Linked DNA regions of Homo sapiens: region 1 is linked to region 2. The links are chromatin loops, found by intact Hi-C in ENCODE. Cell type or tissue: heart right ventricle. All regions are shown on one strand. Links, peaks and the distances in the headings refer to the core of each region. The heading gives the core; the rest is flanking DNA.

Evidence for each region. Hi-C counts contacts between places; a loop is a spot of excess contacts. Peaks named below come from ENCODE experiments on the same cell type or tissue, not always from the same donor. Only the 100,000 strongest peaks of a DNase experiment are listed, where the experiment ranks them.
Region 1: a loop joins it to region 2, with 4 times the contacts of the local background. A loop is called at or near these places in 15 of 110 quality-filtered maps.

Annotation. Positions count from the first base shown.
Region 1 is chr3:138,430,362-138,439,259 of GRCh38, forward strand. It overlaps ESYT3 (extended synaptotagmin 3), which reads left to right and starts at 4,255. Exons shown (of 23, transcript NM_031913.5): 1 at 4,255-4,764. The coding sequence starts at 4,438. In heart right ventricle, for the core only: no CTCF peak of the experiment used is centred there; a DNase peak (open chromatin) is centred at 4,190; H3K4me3 peaks cover 2,629 bases; H3K27me3 peaks cover 2,538 bases.
Region 2 is chr3:138,071,255-138,080,152 of GRCh38, forward strand. It overlaps DZIP1L (DAZ interacting zinc finger protein 1 like), which reads right to left. Exons shown (of 16, transcript NM_173543.3): 11 at 6,245-6,378; 12 at 389-581. Among named protein-coding and RNA genes, the nearest start is that of DZIP1L, 40 kb to the right of the region's middle. In heart right ventricle, for the core only: no CTCF peak of the experiment used is centred there; no DNase peak of the experiment used is centred there.

The sequences.
Region 1 (8,898 bases), core at 322-8,321, 360 kb after region 2:
TGCCTGTAGTCCCTGCTACTTGGGAGGCTGAGGCAGGAGAATCGCTTGAACCTGGGAGGTGGAGGTTGCAGTGAGCCAAGATAGCGCCACTGAACTCCAGCCTGGGTGACAGAATAAGACCCCATCCAAAAACAAAAACAAAAGCAAAAAACTAATGATACCTACGTAGCAGAGGACATTTATCTTTCTGTTCCAAAGGAGAGATGATTTTGTGAGATACCAAGTTTTTAAAAATAATAAAATTAGGCTGGGTGCTGTGGCTCACACCTGTAATCCCAGCACTTTGGGTGGCTGAGGAGGGTGAATCACCTGAGGTCAGGAGTTCGAGACTAGCCTGGCCAAAATGGTGAAACCCTGTCTCTACTGAAAATAAAAAAAAAATTAACCAGGGCTGGTGGCACACACCTGTAATCCCAGCTACTCGGGAGGCTGAGGGAGGAGAATTGCTTGAACCCAGGAGGCAGAGGTTGCAGTGAGCCAAGATTGTCCCACTGCACTCCAGCCTGGGCAACAAGAGGGAAACTCCATCTCAAAAAAAAAAAAACAAAAAAAAGGCCGGGCGCGGTGGCTCACGCCTGTAATCCCAGCACTTTGGGAGGCCAAGGCGGGCGGATCACGAGGTCAGGAGCTCGAGACCATCCTGGCTAACACAGTGAAACCCCGTCTCCAATAAAAATGCAAAAAATGCGCTGGGCATGGTGGCAGGCACCTGTAGTCCCAGCTACTTGGGAGGCTGAGGCAGGAGAATGGCGTGAACCCGGGAGGCGGAGCTTGCAGTGAGCCGAGATCACGCCACTGCACTCCAGCTCTGGGGGACAGAGTGAGACTCCATCTCAAATAATAATAATAAAATTGTATGTACATTTTCAGTCTTCTTTTTAATTTAGGTCTCAACCTAACTTTCCAAATCAATCTGGCTAAAACAGCCCTGCCCACCATGCCAGTCACTCTCTCTCAGCCTACTCACTGCACTATCTGCAGAGCACTTTTCCTTACCTGCTGTTTTCTTGTACTTTGTTTAAATTTTGGTGTCTGTCTTTCTACACTAGAATGTCAGCTGCATGAGAGCAGTGAGCCTGTCGGTTCTGTTCACCCTGAATCTCTTATGCCTGGAACAGTGCCTGGCACTCAGTAGAAGGCTGTATTCATTTCCTAGGGCTGCAGTAACGAAGTGCCGCAAACTGGATGGCTTAAAACAACAGGAATGTATTCTCCCACAGTTCTGGAGGCCAGCAGGGCTGAGCTCTCTCCCAAGGCGCTAGGGAAAAATCCTTCCTTGCTTCTTTCCAGCTCCTGGTGGGTGCCAGGAATCCTTGACATTCCTCCCCTGTAGTTGTACCACTCTGGTTTCTACGTGTGTCTTCACATGGCCTTCCCTTCCTGTGTCTCCTCTGTGTCGCTATCTCTGAATCTCTCTTTTCTTATAAGGACACCAGTCATTGGACTTAGGGCCCACCCTAATTGAGTATGATCTCACCTTAACTTGGTTACATCTGCAGAGACTCTATTTGAAATAAGATTACATTCATAGGTACCAAGGGTTAGGACTTCAACATAGACACAATTCAGTCCACACTAGTGACCAACGAATATTTATTTGAGCTACTGTTCTTTCAATAGTTGGTATGTAATAGGATACACTCTCAAATGTGTTCAGGCAAAGGCTGTGGAAGGCATTATTCTCCCCAGGTTTTGCTGTGATCAAACCATCTATAAAATATTTTTTTGCTGGTAGTAGTAACTAGATGTCCAGGTCAAGGGAAATAAAGTCTCCAGTGTTCTAGGCACAGATTCCATCCCAGGTAGGGTATAGAGTTTTCAATGCCATATTCTCAATGTTCTCATATATTTAATTTGTGAGAGTAATTTAATGACAAATAAGGTTTTAAAAGTGGGGGGGGGCAGGCACAGTGGCTCACGCCTGTAATCTCAGCACTTTGGGCGGCTGAGGTGGGTGGATTGAGGTCAGGGGTTCGAGACCAGCCTGGCCAACATGGCAAAACTCCATCTTTACCAAAAATACAAAAATTATCTGGACATGGTGGCAAGTGTCTATAATCCTAGCTACTCAGGAGGCTAAGGCAGGAGAATCGCTTGAATCTGGGAGGCCGAGGTTGCGGTGAGCTGAGATTGCCTTACTGCACTCCAGATGGGGCAACAGAGTGAGACTCCATCTCAAAAAATAAATAAAATAAAATAAAAAATAAAATAACTTTAAAAAGGAGGGGGGTGAAATCATAATCCCATCACCCTAACGTACTTTGGAGAAGTTTTAGAAGAGGAACATTCCAGGTAGAGAGAACAGCAAGTACAAAAGCCTTGCAGCATAAATGAGCTTGATGTGTTCAAGGAAAGAAAGGCGATGCAGCTGGGGATGGCAATGTCCCACAGGTCGTCTCAGGCTGGGCATCTGTCTCAGTGGGTGTCCATCCAGTTCACAAACCAACAACCTTCCTTTCTCTAGTAATCCCCCCACAAACTCACTACCTTCCACACCCCCTCCCAAACTAGCCCAGGTTGAGGTGTGGACTTGCTGTGTGTGAAGGATGAAGGGGATGACAGATTCAGCAGGATCCTGTCTCCAAGGGGTTTGGAATTGGGACAGGATAAGGGTCAAGGCAGTCTCTCTGGATTGGTGAGACCTGTGTCCTCCATCTCTGGATGTTGGGGGGAAAGTGCTGTGTTCTGCACTTCAACCAGACAGGCAGGTCAGCAGGGAGGGCCACAAGGATGAGGAGCGCAGTTCTGGCAGTTAGTTTCCTGGTCCATCCATCCTGAGAGCCAGACACATTCTGCCTCAGCTTCCAGGAGAATTCCCAGTATCCCTAGCCTACACTCTCTTTTGCTTCAGCAGACCTGGGTTAACCAATAGAGAAATATTTTGAGGAAAGAATTCTGTGGTCAAATAATCTGGGAAACACTGGGTTAAATAGAATTTAATAACTTTTTGTCTGAAGGACTTCTCAGAGCCTTTACTAGGACTGTGTACATGCAACTCTCAAGAAGGAACTCCAGCGAGCAGCATTTCTTCCGTTGATTTCCCAGGCTACACTGGGAGAATGTTAAGTTGGGGGACTTTAAGCCTCTGTTTTGGCTGAGTCCTGGAAAGCCAAGAACAATAGAGAAGGGTCCAGGTATTCTGACCACCAGGAACTCACGTATTGTTGAAAAAACTCATTGCAGTAAGTAATTTTATCCAAGAGAGAGGATAAAGCCAGAGAGAGAAAAAGAGAGTGACAGAGCAAGAGTCAGAACGAGAACGGGAGACCGGGGCGGGGTGGGGAGGGGGGAGGGAGGGAGAGAGAGAAAAGGAAAGAGAATATTTTGATTGCTATCCATCGGCTCCAGCCTTTCGATAAAGCTGTTGAAACAGTAGAGTCATTCCAAATCACTCTGGTACATTTGTCAACTCCAAAATCACATTCCAGTAATTGATGTGAGCCCTTTCATGTGGCCGTCTGAAATATATGCTATCCGCAAGACGATTTACTATCCGAACTTAAGAGATTCGGAGCTCCACCTGCTCTGATCATTAAAGGGTTAGAAACCATGGGCTTCACCATTGACTCTCAGGCACCTCGGGGCTTCCTCTTCATCTTTCCTTTTATTCGCCGGTCGCTTGCCCTTGTTGGGCGCCCCACAGATGGCCAAGACGGGCCGGTCCCCGGAAGTTCCCCGTCTGATGATGCAGGGAATGACGATCCAAACAGACACCTAGAAGAGAGGATGGGGAGAGAGGGGCAGAGGGTTTTGTGGCGCGCAGGAGGGGCCCTGAGCTCGGCTTGGTGAGGCTGGGGGCTAGGTCCAAGCTTTACAGATGCCAGAGGAGCTGGCAGCGTTGCAGGCTCTAGGGGCCAGTTGGAGGGCCGGGACGCAGGACCTGAGGCTGGGGAGGCCTGGCTGAGCCTGTCCAGGGAGGGCCTCGAATGCCAGCTGAGTCCAGACTATACTGTGTATTATAGACCGCGTGTAGGAAACAGGTTTTAGGTGATGTTTATCCATGATAAGCCAGTTGTACACAGGTGTTGGTGAGTCATTAACCACCTAGGGCAGCACTTGGTCCACCCGGACTGGCGAGTGCACACCTCCGGCTGACGCCTGCGCCACGTGCTGGGGTCGGAGGCCGAGCTCACCGGCTGGTTGCTCTTTAGAGCGGGCAGGAGCCAGGCGGGCGGCCCGCCCCTCTAGGGCGGAGACTTCCGGAGCTGCGGACTCACTGGAGCCGAGAACTGGGGCGGCGCGGCGCGGCGCGGTGCATTTCCAGGCGCTGCTCTCCGTCGCAGAGAACCCTGAGCTCGGCGCGCCGAGAGTCCCAGCAGGGCAAGGGGGCGCGGCGTCCTGGTCCTCGAGCTTGGGAGACAGATGCGCATGGGCGTGGGGGCATGCGGACCTAAGCTCGGGTGAAGCTCTCGGGAAGGGCAAGACTGCGGCGACGAGATGCGAGCAGAGGAGCCCTGCGCCCCCGGGGCCCCCAGCGCCCTGGGAGCCCAGCGCACGCCGGGCCCCGAGCTGCGCCTGTCCAGCCAGCTGCTGCCCGAGCTCTGTACCTTCGTGGTGCGCGTGCTGTTCTACCTGGGGCCTGTCTACCTAGCTGGCTACCTGGGGCTCAGCATAACCTGGTTGCTGCTCGGCGCCCTGCTGTGGATGTGGTGGCGCAGGAACCGCCGCGGGAAGCTTGGGCGCCTGGCCGCCGCCTTCGAATTCCTTGACAATGAACGCGAGTTCATCAGCCGCGAGCTGCGGGGCCAGCACCTGCCAGCCTGGGTGAGCCAAGCCGGGTGGGAGTGGGAGGTGGGGAGATGCCTTTCGAGGTTCGGAGGAACTTGCGGTCAGCGGGGAGCTGGTGCGCGCAAACCCGAGGCAGGGCGGGAGCCCGGCGACCTGCACACCCCGTTCCCCACCGCTCCCGGGGCGCAGACCCTGGGGACGGTGACCGCCCCTCCCGCGGCGCGCAGCACCCTCACGTCCACCTCTGGTCCGACTGCGGTGGGAGTGGGGAACTTGGGTTTCATTTAAGGCCCCAGAGCTCGAGAGAAGAGTCACGGGCAGACCACACCCGGGAGAAAAACAAGGGCGTCTGGGACTTCGCAGACTTACTCGGGTTGGAATCAGAAGGCATTTCTTCCACCCGCCTGTTGATTCAGAGAACGAACGCCGGACGCAAAACGTAGATGGGCAAATACCGCAGTGACAGAAACGGCGGGCCCAGTTGCTTTCGGCCGAGGCCTGGACTGCGGTAGGGGGAGGGCTCCGCGGGGCTGGAGGTGGAGTGGCGGGTACGGCTGGGAGACCGACGGCGCCGGGCCCCGGGCCTCCTTCCCTCCCTCCCTCCGCCGGATAGGGATGCCGGCACACGCACACTGCCCCGACAAACCCATCTCCTGGGGCGGCATGGGCGGCACTACGATTCCTCAAACGCTTCTGGTCCTGGCTTACCTAACAAAACCCAAGTTCTGGGCCCCATTGCATAACTCCCAGGGTGGCACAGAGGTATCCTGGGTGATTCTTATGATTAGGTGAGCTTGGGAAACACCGGCAAGAGGGGTGTTCCGTCCAATGGTTGGTCTGCGGCAAACCCTTACTGTCTCTCCGGTGCTGGGGCTCTTCGTTTTCAGATTTCTTCCAGTTACTCTCAGGCCCACGGGGGAGGTCGCCAGACCCCTCACTGTCTCTAGCCTGTGGCCTATAAAGTCCAGCAGGGCCATAGGTTCCTCCTGACAGTAGTCTGTAAAGTGAGGTGTGAGAAAAAAATATAAGGCCCATTTAGTTTATCTTATAAGAGAAATGAAGTCTTACTGTATCAGTCAGCCATAACTGAGTACAACAGGCTGCGTGGCTTAAGCAGCAGACACTTTTTTCCTTTCCTTTCTAGAGCCCCGAAGTCCAAGATCAAGGTGTTGGCAGGGTTGGTTTCTCCTGCGGCCTCTGCTGGCTTGCAGCTGGCTGTCTTCCTACCGTCTTCACACCGTCTTCCTTCTGTGTCCTAATCTCTTCTTAGAAGGACATCAGTCATATTGGATTAAGGCTCACCCTAATGAACTCATTTTAACTTAATTACCACTTTAAAAACCCTACCTGCAAATAGAATCACATTCTGAAGAACTGAGAATTAGCACTTCAAAGTGGGCATACACTTCATAACACTTAATATTTAATGTACGATTTGATGGTAAAGCTTTGCAAATAGCTTACATATTTGGGGGATGAGGGGCCAAAGACTCTTCCTGATAAGGGTGCACACTTTTCTACGGTAGTAGCCATAGGGGTAGCGCATGGGGCCTGACTCCCACAGACTTTGGTCATCCTGATGGTTCTGTGGGGCTTGTGATTCTGAAAGGTGTGGACCCAGCAGGCTTGACCTGTCCACACCCCTTGCACACAGTTGAGGGAGTCCAGGCCATCTGTCAGATCTCTGTTTTGTCCCCCTTGATGGCCTTAGCCCATGAGGGTGGGCCTGCGAGTCTTCACCAAGTAACATCCCTTCTTTTCTCCCCTTCTGTATCAGGGAAGCCTCTAGACACTGAGCTATATGTAAAGGCAGTATATCCGATATTGGGTCAAAAATCAGATCGTGTAGGGGCGTGGACACCCTCCCTGCCTCTCCCCCACATACACCACAGAGACAGTTCTGGCCTCTGTTGGGGATACAGACCCCAGGAGCAATATGGACCTAGCCAACAGGGAGCTCAGCCTGAACTCAAGAAGGCACCTCCTAGGTTTTCACCCCACAACCCATATCCCAGGCTTGACCCAGCTGGGTAGAGGGACACTCAGAGGAAGGTGATGCTCTCTGTCCTACCAAGAAGGCAGTCTCGGGTGGGGGACAGATGCATAACAGGTCATTGCCATTGAGGAGAATTGGAGCCAGGAGTCGGAACAGGGTCTAGTCAGGTAGAAGGCCTGGTATGAAGGACACCCTACCAGGTTTCCATATCATATTGTCCCCGAATCACAGCCCCCTTTCTCCTTGACAAGGACCTGGGAAAGGCTGGCTTCAGCCTGCATTCTGCAGACTCGCCTGGCTGGCTTGTCTGGCCAGGTTGGAGGACCAGGGCCTGGATAACCTGTTGGACTGGGCCACTGGTGCGGCACAGGGCATTCTGGCCGAGGGAGGTGGTGAGCACAGCATGGAGGTGTGACATAGCCACTGCATGAGGGGGCGCTGTGTGCTGGGCCTGGCTGAAGTGTGTGGTAGGGGTTGATGTGTGACAGGGTCAAGTTGAGGCAGACTTGATGGAGGCTGGCCTTGTTCTGAAGGCTGGAAGGAGCCTTGGATGCTTCTGAAAGGCCCTTCAGAAAGCAGCATGGTGGGACGAGGAAGGCTGGAGGAGACAGGCCAGTTGGGAAGGTGATTTCAGCCAAGATGGTAGTAATGAGGGAGGAGAGTGGGAGATGCGTGGGAGTGGGACTTTAGATGCGTGGTGGCCTCTAGAGTAGGGGTGCAGGGGGATCCAGGGGTCTTCAGGGTGCTTTCTGGTTTAGGGAGCTGTTGACCATTATTGCGATTGGGATTCCAGGATGAGAAACAGGTCTGGGGAGGTTGGTTGCCTGTATGAACACCTGTGAAGTGCATACAAACAGATGCAGGTGTGGGCTTTTCACCCGCCTCGTGAAGGTTTCCACGCCCAGTGATGATATGGAAAACCTGGAGTCTACCTGGTTGAATATTCTTCTCTCTGCCTCTTTAGGAACACAAACTGTGAAGGCAAAGAGAGACAGGGCTCTGGGCGTGGTGGGGGCAGCACGGCCCCTTGCACAAGATTTTGGGCATGGATGAATGGATCTCTTCATCATCACATGCTGACCTTTTAGCATGCCTTCCCTCTGGAGAACTGATTTCTCTGCGTGAAAGAGAGGATGATGGCTTATGACCTCCTTTGGTATCAAGAAATATTTCTGTAAGTTAACAGATGGCAAATCAGTAGTTGGGGGACTGAAGAAAAGTTGAGCAGCTCAAGGGCACCACACTCAGACCTGCATTGCATGTCGTGTGAGTTGGCCCTGTACTCTAGCCCCCAGTGGGGAGGGATGGATATCCGGCCACCTGCTGCTTGTCAAGCTGTATGCTGCTTAGATGGGGCACCTTTTTCTAATTTGCACCAACTCCCTGTGAAGGAGTGGAGGCCAAGGCCTGGCTGAGCTGAGGCGGGGATGCCATCCTTCCCCACTGCCATCCAAGGCAGCCATCGTCAGCCAGTCCTCAGTCATGCACGACTTTCCTGCCTGGTCTTAGACTCCTTCTCAACATTTTGCTCCAAGATGCTACCTCCAGGTGATCATAGAAATTTGCTTTCCCTGACTGAACCTGTTTCCCCACCTGTAAAAGGAGGTTGTATTGGATGGTCTTTCAGAGTCATTTTGGCCCTGATGTCTGATTTCTAGTCAAACTTCAGACAATCCTGCTTCTCCTCCAGGTCCCCAGCCATGGGAGATATAGCTGGAAGGAAGAATTCTCCTTACTAGAAGCCTTGAAGGAAGAACCTGTGGGTCCCCTTTGTCTTGTGAATGTGGCCTGACGACATGGGGAAGAAGGCAGGGTGGCCCCCGCAGCTCACCCTTGAACAGAGGGTTCAAGAGGCTGCATGTTTACATGCGGATGCTCCTCTCACACAGTGTTTATGTGTACTTTTGAAGGAATTAAGAGCCGCCTCAGCTGTCCTTGTCGGGTAGGGACTGTGTATAGCACAGTGACAAGCACGGAGCCCTTGATATTACTCATTTAATTGTAGGCCTCGGCAAGCCACAAAAGCTTTGTTGCCACACATGGTCGTGGTGAGTCGACTGTTTGAAAAGCTGCTTGCACAGAGCCAGACACAAGCGAATGCCCAGTGGGGGCTGTCCCTTTATGTTCCTCTGTTTCCCGGGCTTCCTAACTACCTTTTCCTAATATGAAATGAA
Region 2 (8,898 bases), core at 356-8,355:
CTGGTGTGTAGAGCCAGAAACTGAATAGGCTGCTCTCTGTTGAAGAGACACTCAACTGTGGTCGCAACAAGCCAAACAGAATGAAGGTGCTAAGGGAGGCAGCATGTCTGCACAGGGACAGTTCAGGCTGACAACAGGCTCCAGCTCCGGCTCTCCTCCAACTTCCCCGAGTGACCCTGGACAAATGCCCCCACTCCACCCCAGATCCTATTTCCTCAACAGAGAACTTCTGGACTCAGTCCCCTGTAAGGACCCTACCAGCTCAGCCCTTCAGAGAAGTGCCCCTAATGGGGGACAGAGACTATACCCTCCTCATGTGCAAACAAGTTTTGGCAAGAATGGGACCCTTACAGGTCACAGCCCTGAGCAAGCCCTCTCCCCAGTGTACCTGAAGGCTGCCCGTCTGGCTGGGACACCACAGCGCCATTCTCCTGTCTCTCCTTCGCTCTGCTGGTGACTTCCTTGACAAGCTTTCCCCTCAGACTCAGAAATTCAGAAAACTTCCGGGCCTTCTGCTCCCGCTGGACTCTCAGCAGGGATTCCAGGTGTCTGAGAGTCTGAATCGAGATTCCCTTTGCATCCTAGAGGAGACAGGAGTTCACCTTTACAGAGAGAGGCTACCCTTCTTCTCCTTCCCCTAAGCCTCTCACACCTGCTGCTGCTGGCCTGGGAGTCTGTGATCAGTGCCTGGTGCTTTTCTTGCAGGACTGGGGGGCATGAAATGAGGATCAGAGAAGGGTAAGCAGCGGCTTCAAAGTTGCTGAAAGTGCAATGGTTCAGGGTTTGGGAGCCCCATCAAAATGTGCACAGCAGGATAATGCAAAGGACTGCGTCACAATTCTGACCACATCATAGCATAAGGGACTTCGTTGGAACATGCTTTTCTACCATCTGACTGAATCCTAGGATAAGAGACCACAGCTTGCTCATTTTTGTACTCCCAATTACTATTATTATGCCAAACACACTGTCCATGGCTAACAATGTTTAAAAAACTAAACTGCTGTAAACACAATCCAAGTACCCTTTCAAGACCTATTGGAAGTTGCTCGAGCTTTTGACATCCACCCAGAGCCCATGGGAGGGTCCAGGGAGGCATCTGAATCCAAGATGAGGATTCATGCAAGGTTAGAAAGGAATGTCTTAATCAAATCTGAATATAGGGCCAAAGTTAGAGTAGTCAGTAGTTGAAAACAATCAAAGTAGTGACCATTCTTCCTAAAATAACCCTAGTTGTCTATTTTTTTTTTCTAACTTACTCTACACAAACAGCATTCCAATAGTGTAATGCTTGGCTAATTTAATAATAGGTGTGTTTTTATTTAATAATAGATTTCATTGGTGCTTCTAATAATAACATACGTGTTCTGGTTAAGCACAATGGCATTCAAATACTAGTTGGAGAGAGAATCCATAGACCCTGTAAAGGAACTGGATCACTGCTGCAGACTCCCTGAGATGCCGAAAACCTGAGTCTGCTTGCTTTCTCAATGGGGAGGTTTGTGGTCTGGGGCAAGTTCCCAGCCCTGGTCACTGGCTGCTTGGAAATAGACTTGCTCCTGTTGGTGGGGCACAGTGCGAGTGAGACCGGACTTTAGGACCGCAGGCTGCGTGGAGATGGGCTGAGGCCTGTGACTGCCAGATTTCCCCCACTTCCCTGGCGACCTGTATGACTCAGCAGAGGCAGCCATAATCCCCCTGGGAATATAACTCCATTGGACTGGGAACACACCCTCATCCCCAACAGTAGCTGCAGCAAGCCACACCCAAGGAGAGGCTGAGCTCAGACACGTCTATCCCTGGCCCCACCTGGTGGTCTTCCTGCACCCGCCCTGGTAGCTGAAGACAAAGGTCATAATCCCTTAGGAGCTGTATGGCCCTGCCCACCGCCTGAGAAACCTGAATACTTAACCAGGTGTCCCTAGGGCAAGTAGGGAAGTATGCATCCTCCCTATAGGACCACAGTTTGAAAGCACCACCTCCTAGCTGGAGGCCAACAAACACAAAACCAATGCACTAAACAAACAAAAAGAAAAAACAAGGACCCTCAAGAGTCCACTTCACTCCCCTACTACCTCCACTGGAGCAGGTGCTGGAATAGTATCCACGGCTGCAAGACCTGAAGATGGATCACATCACAGGACTCTTTGCAGACACTCCCCAGTACCAGCCTGTAACTCTACTGGGTGGCTAGACCCAGAAGATCAAAAACAATCACTACAGTTCAGCTCTCAGGAAGCCCCATTCCTAGGGGAAGGGGGAGAGCACTACATCAAGGGAGCACCCCATGGGACAGAAGCATCTGAACAGCAGCTCTTGAATCCCAGATCTTCCCTCTAACATAGTCTACCCAAATGAGAAGGAGCCAGAAAAACAATTCTGGTAATATGACAAGACAAGGTTCTTTAACACCCACAAAAATCATACCAGCTCACCAGCAATGGATCCAAACCAAGACGAATCTCTGAATTGCCAGAAAAAGAATTCAGAAGGTCAATTATTAAGCTAATCAAGGAGGGACCAAAGAAAGGTGAAGCCCACCTTAAAGAAACAAAAAATGTTATACAAGAGATGAAAGGAAAATTTTTTAGTGAAATAGCATAAATAAAAAGTTATCACAACTTCTGGAAATCAAAAACACACTTAGAGAAATGCAAAATACACTGAAAAGTCTCAGCAATAGAATCAAACAAGCAGAAGAAAGAACTTCAGAGCTCAAAGACAAGGCTTTCGAATTAACACAATCCATAGAAGACAAAAAAGAATTTTAAAAAAATGAACAAAGTCTCCAAGAAGCTTGGGACCATGTTAAACATCCAAACCTAAGAATAATTGTTATTCCCAAGGAAGAAGAGAAATCTAAAAGCTTGAAAACATCTTCGAGGGAATAATTGAGGAAAACTTCCCCAGCCTTACTAGAGACCTAGGCATCCAAATACAAGAAGCTCAAAGAACACCTGAGAAATTCATTGCAAAAAGATCATCACCTAAGCACATAGTCAACCGGTTATCTAAAGTCAAGATGAAGGAAAGAATCATAAGAGCTGTGAGGCAAAAGCACCAGGTAACCTATAAAGGAACACCTCTCAGATTAACAGCAGATTTCTCAGCAGAAACCCTACAAGCTAGAAGGGATTGGGGTCCTATTCTTTAGCTTCCTTAAACAAAACAATTATCAGCCAAGAATTTTGTATCCAGTGAAACTAAGCTTCATAAATGAAAGAAAGATACAGTCTTTTCCAGACAAACAAATGCTGAGAGAATCCGCCACTACCAAGCCAGCACTACAAGAACTGCTAAAAGGATCTCTAAATCTTCTTTTTTAATTTATTTTTTTATTATACTTTAAGTTTTAGGGTACATGTGCACAACATGCAGGTTTGTTACACATGTATACAGAAACAAATCCATGAAATACAACAAAACAGAACCTCCTTAAAGCATAAATCTCATAGGACCTATACAACAATAATACACGAAAAAAAAAAAAGGCAAGGTATTCAGGCAACAAATAGCACAATGAATAGAATAGTACCTCACCTCTCAATACTAACATTGAATGTAAATGGCCTAAATATTCCACTTAAAAGATACAGAATGGCAGAATGGATATGAATTCACCAACCAAGTTTCTGCTGTCTTCAGAAGACTCACCTAAACTCACATTAGGACTCACACAAACTTAAGGTAAAGGGGCGGAAAAAAAACATTCCATGCAAATGGATACCAAAAGCGAGCAGGAGTAGCTATTCTTATAGCAGACAAAACAAACTTTAAAGCAACAGCAGTTAAAAAAGACAAACAGGGACATTACATAATGATAAAAGGACTAGTCTAACAGGAAAATATCATAATTCTAAATATATATGCACCTAACACTGGAGTTTCCAAATTTATAATACAATTGCTACTAGACCGAAGAAATGAGATAGACAGCAACACAATAATAGTGGGGGATTTCAAGACTGCACTGACAGTACTAGACAGGTCATCAAGACAGAAAGTCAACAAAGAAACAATAGACTTAAACTATAACCTAGAACAAATAGACTTAACAGATATTTACAGAACATTCTACCCAACAACTGCAGAATATATATTCTATTCATCAGCACATGGAACATTCTCCAAGATAGACCAGATGATAGGCCACAAAACAAGTCTCAGTAAACTTAAGAAAATCGAAATTATATCAAGCACTCTCTCAGATCACAGTGGAATAAAATTGGAAATCAACTCCAAAAGAAACCCTCAAAACCATGCAAATACATGGAAATTAAATAACCTGTTCCTGAATAATCGTTGGGTCAACAACGAAATCAAGATGGAAACTTAAAAGTTCTTTGACTGAACGATAATAGTGACACAACCTATCAAAACCTCTGGGATACAGCAAGAGCAGTGCTAAGAGGAAAGTTCATGGCATTAAATGCTTACATCAAAAAGTCTGCGGCCTGGCGCGGTGGCTCACGCCTGTAATCTCAGCACCTTGGGAGGCCGAGGTGGGTGGATCAGGAATTCGAGACCATCCTGGCAAACATGGTGAAACCCCGTCTCTACTGGGTGGGGTGGCACGTGCCTGTAATCCCAGCTACTCAGGAAGCTAAGGCAGGAAAATCCCTTGAACCAGGGAGTCGGAGGTTGCAGTGAGCCGAGATCGCACCACTGCACTCCAGCATGGTGACAGAGCGAGATTCGTCTCAAAAAAAAAGGCTGAAAGAGCACAAATAGATAATCTAAGGTCACACCTCATGGAACTGGAGAAACAAGAATAATCCAAACCCAAGGAGACAATGGATCAGGACGAGTGGCTGAGGAGTGGGCCCAGAAGCCTTGGGTAGCAGCACTGGAGGTCCTAAGGACTCCAGACTGTCCTTAAATGAGGAGGGAGCTTCCCAGAGTGGGGATGGTCAGCATCACTAATTACCAGGAAAATGCAAATCAAAACCACAATGTGATACCACCTCACCCCTACAAGAATGGCCATAATCAAAAAATCAAAAATTAATAGACGTTGACATGGATGTGGTGAAAAGGGAACACTTTTACACTGTTGGTGGGAATGTAAACTAGTACAACCACTATGGAAAAGTGTGGAGATTCCTTAAAGAGCTAAAAGGAGATCTACCATTTGATCCAGCAATCCCACTACTGCGTATCTACACTGAGGAAAAGAAGTCATTACATGAAAAAGATACTTACACATGCATGTTTATAGCAGCACAATTTGCAATTGCAAAAATGTGGAACCAGCCTAAATGCCCATCAATCAATGAGTGGATAAAGAAACTGATATATATACATACCATGGAATACTACTCAGCCCTAAAAAGGAACAAAATGATGGCATTTGCTGCAACCTGGATGGAATTGGAGACTATTATTCTAAGTGAACTCAGGAATGGAAAACCAAACATCGTATGTTCTCACTCCTATGTGGGAGCTAAGCTCTGAGGACACAAAGGCATAAGAATGGTACATTGGACTTTGGGGATTTGGGGGAAAGGGCATGGGGGTGGAGAGGGATAAAAGGCTACACACTGGGTACAGTGTATACTGTTCACGTGATGTGTGCACCAAAATCTCAGAAATCACCACCAAAGAACTTATTCATGTAACCAAACACCACCTGTTCCCCAAAAACCCACTGAAATAAAAAATTAAATTTCAGATATTTTATCTGAAAATAAAATATACATACATACATGTATATACATACATACATGTAACTGCTAAAAAACTATAGGAAAATATAAGTTATTACTTCTCAAAAAAAAAAACAAATAATTGGTGTCAGACACAGCTTTCAGTGATGCCCACACACAGCCACCTGCTGAGTGGACACAGCCACATGTACCACAGATGATGGGCTTGCAGATGGATACTTACCCAAGGGGGGACCTATCCACAGGCCAGATTGAGCCAATTAAATTCCCTCTAGCAAAAAATTTAGAGACACAGAGGGAAGTAACCAATGAGTGGAGAACACTGAGCAATCAGGACTCAGGGTAGTATCGCCAGCCAAATAGGGCCAGTCTTGAGAAGCTGCTGGAGAAACAGAGGAAAGATATCACACTGCCGCTGTGAAGTGAGAAAGGCGTGCAGATGCCAGAGGAGCCCGGGCTGCCACAAGTGAGATGAATGAGCTCACAATGCAAAGAACAATCGATCATTTGTCTGTCTGAGAACACTTAGTGTCTAAATCGTAGGTATCAGCCCTTAAAACGATGGCCCTGAAACTCACCTTCCTTATCCCCATGCTTTCGAGCTTCTCTTCCAGGGTGTCCTCCAGGATTGGTCTGAAGTGCTTCAGCAAAGTGGGGTTACGCCTCAGAGCTGCCAGCACCTTGTGCTGTTCATCCTGGGAGTCCTCCATCTCTGTAGCATGAGACATTCACCCAGATCAGCCTGGGCACCTGAGTTCTCCATTCCCAGAGCCCTACTGCACCTGCCGAGCCCTCACACTGCCAGGAATCCTGGTCGGTTAACTCAGGACTTGGAGATTGCACTTGAGCCCTTAAAGCAGCTTGCTCTCTGGGCTCCCTTCTGATCTCAGATTCCAGGCCCCACTGCTGTGGGTTCCAGCCTAATCCTAGCCCCACCTGATACCCTCATCTCGTTTCCATGCCAGGCTCAATTCTGGTCCAGGTGATAAACTGGTGGACAAGATAGACAGATCGCTGCTCCCTCAAGTTTACTGTCTAAACCGGAGATTCTCCCTCTAACTTTAGCATATATCAGAATCACCTGGGCATGGGTTAAAAATTAATAGTCCCTCACCTCACCCTCCAAAGAGTCTGATTCCATAAGTCTGGGGGAGGACCCTAGAATCTACATTTTAACATACTGAGATGATTCTGATGGAGGTAAGCCACAGACTATACTTTAAGAAATACTGACCTGAGGCTAGCAAAATAAGCAATTACAATTAAATGTGGTAAGTGCTACAAAGGAGCAGTCCAAGGTGAGTCAGGGAAGGCCTCCTACGGTGTTCTTCAGGTTCCATCTGGGGGCCTCTGTGGTAAGACCAGGACCAAGCCCTTTGACTCACTCAGTAGACATTAACTGAACAAGCAGCATGAGTGTAATCAGGCTAGGGCTGGATGCCAAGGACACAGAAGCCCATCTCTCGTCCCCCAAGGACCTCACTCACAATCAAGGGTGGTGAATTTCACTGCTGGCTGCGAGTTGGAATCACCCCAGGCTGATTCCATCAGAATCTCTCAAGGTGGACCCCAACGCTTGATATTTATATTTTAAATTCTCTAGATATTCTAATAAACAGCGAAGCCTGAGAAACAATGATTCTAGGACAATGGTCCTTAACTGTGAGCCAAAGCATCAGCATTACCTGGTAACTTGTGAGATGCAGATTCTCAGCTCCCACTCCAAATCTACTGCATCAAAAATTCTACAGGTGGAACCCAAAAATCTGGGTTATAATAACTCCTCCCCTACCACCCATTCACCTCTGACCCTGCGTGATTCTGCTCAATAAAGTTTACACCAGGACATGAGCCTCAACCTTGTCTGCACATTGGAATCACCTGCGGAGCTTTAAATGCTACTGGTGCCTGGAACCCACCCACTCCATGTTCTGCTTTAGGTAATGTGGGGGTGTAGCGTGGTCCTCCAGACAGTTCAAGCTTCCTGGGTGATTCTTAATGTTTAGCCAGTTGTAGACAGCCACTGGTCTCACAGTGGTTCTCAAACTTGAGCAAGAATCAGAATGCCCTGGAGAGTGTCTGAAAACAGATTGCTGGGTCCTGCCCCCAGAGTTTCTGCTTCAGTTTGTCTGGCATGGGGCCTGAGAATTACAACTTTGCATTTCTAAAAAATTCCCAAGTGATGCTCTTGCCTGCTGGTCTGGGACAGGAAGAGGTAGACAAACAGTGTAGTAAGCAAGTAAAACCTCCACTGTAACAGCAGGGGCATGGCCACAGGATCCCCTGACTCATCAGTCTCAGGCTCCTCCTCTCTAGAACCCTGCATCCACTGTTTGAAGATGTGATTCATCCTATCTGAGTTACTCAACAGATACCTTCCTCAAAAGTGATACGCAATTCTAATTTTTACAACTGTATCCCAAGGTTAAATGCACTGGGAGGGTAGGCGGAGGCAGTAGAGGACTAACTGGTTAAATAAATTTTAGTTCATCCATCTAAGGGAAGACTGCAAAGCCCTGAAAAAATAATGAAGCAGTTCTCTTTAAAGGGATATGAAACCATTTCCTAAGTAAGTTGTTAACAATATAACTAACTGCAGAACAATGTGTACAGTGTGTTCCCATTTGGGAAAAGGGAGAAGAATGGGTACACACATGTGCTTATATTTGCACATATTCCCATGTAGCATGGAACGATAAATGAGAAACCATTAACAGTGAAACTTCTGGAGAGGAAACTGGATAGCTGGGCAGAAGGGAGGCCTGCTTCTCACTGCATACCCTTTTATACCATTCCTTTTTTTTTCCAAAGTGCATAGATTACCATCTCAAAAATAAAGAAAAACATTACATTAAAAAATAAAATACCCCATGATGAGCTCTTTGATGGCACAATTAAAACTTGTCTGGGTGTGTCCATTGGGGAACTCTGAAATTGTCATATCATTGCCTTGCTCAAACAAACGGGACCTGGTCAGTAGCTTTTCCAGTCAGCACTCACTCATCTGTCCTGGGAGCTTCCTCTCCCTGACTATCCCTAAGATCTTCTTGCAGTCAGGGAGCATCTCTCTTTTCTTCACTTTTCTTTTGCATCCCTTGGCTACATCTGGTTGAGAGGTCTGCGAATCAGAGTCAATCACTGGATAGGGTGAATAAAAACAGCAGGTGCCCAATGCTCTGACAAGGGAGCCGAGGTGGATTCCTATGCATTAGTCAGGCCCTGTGGGACCTAT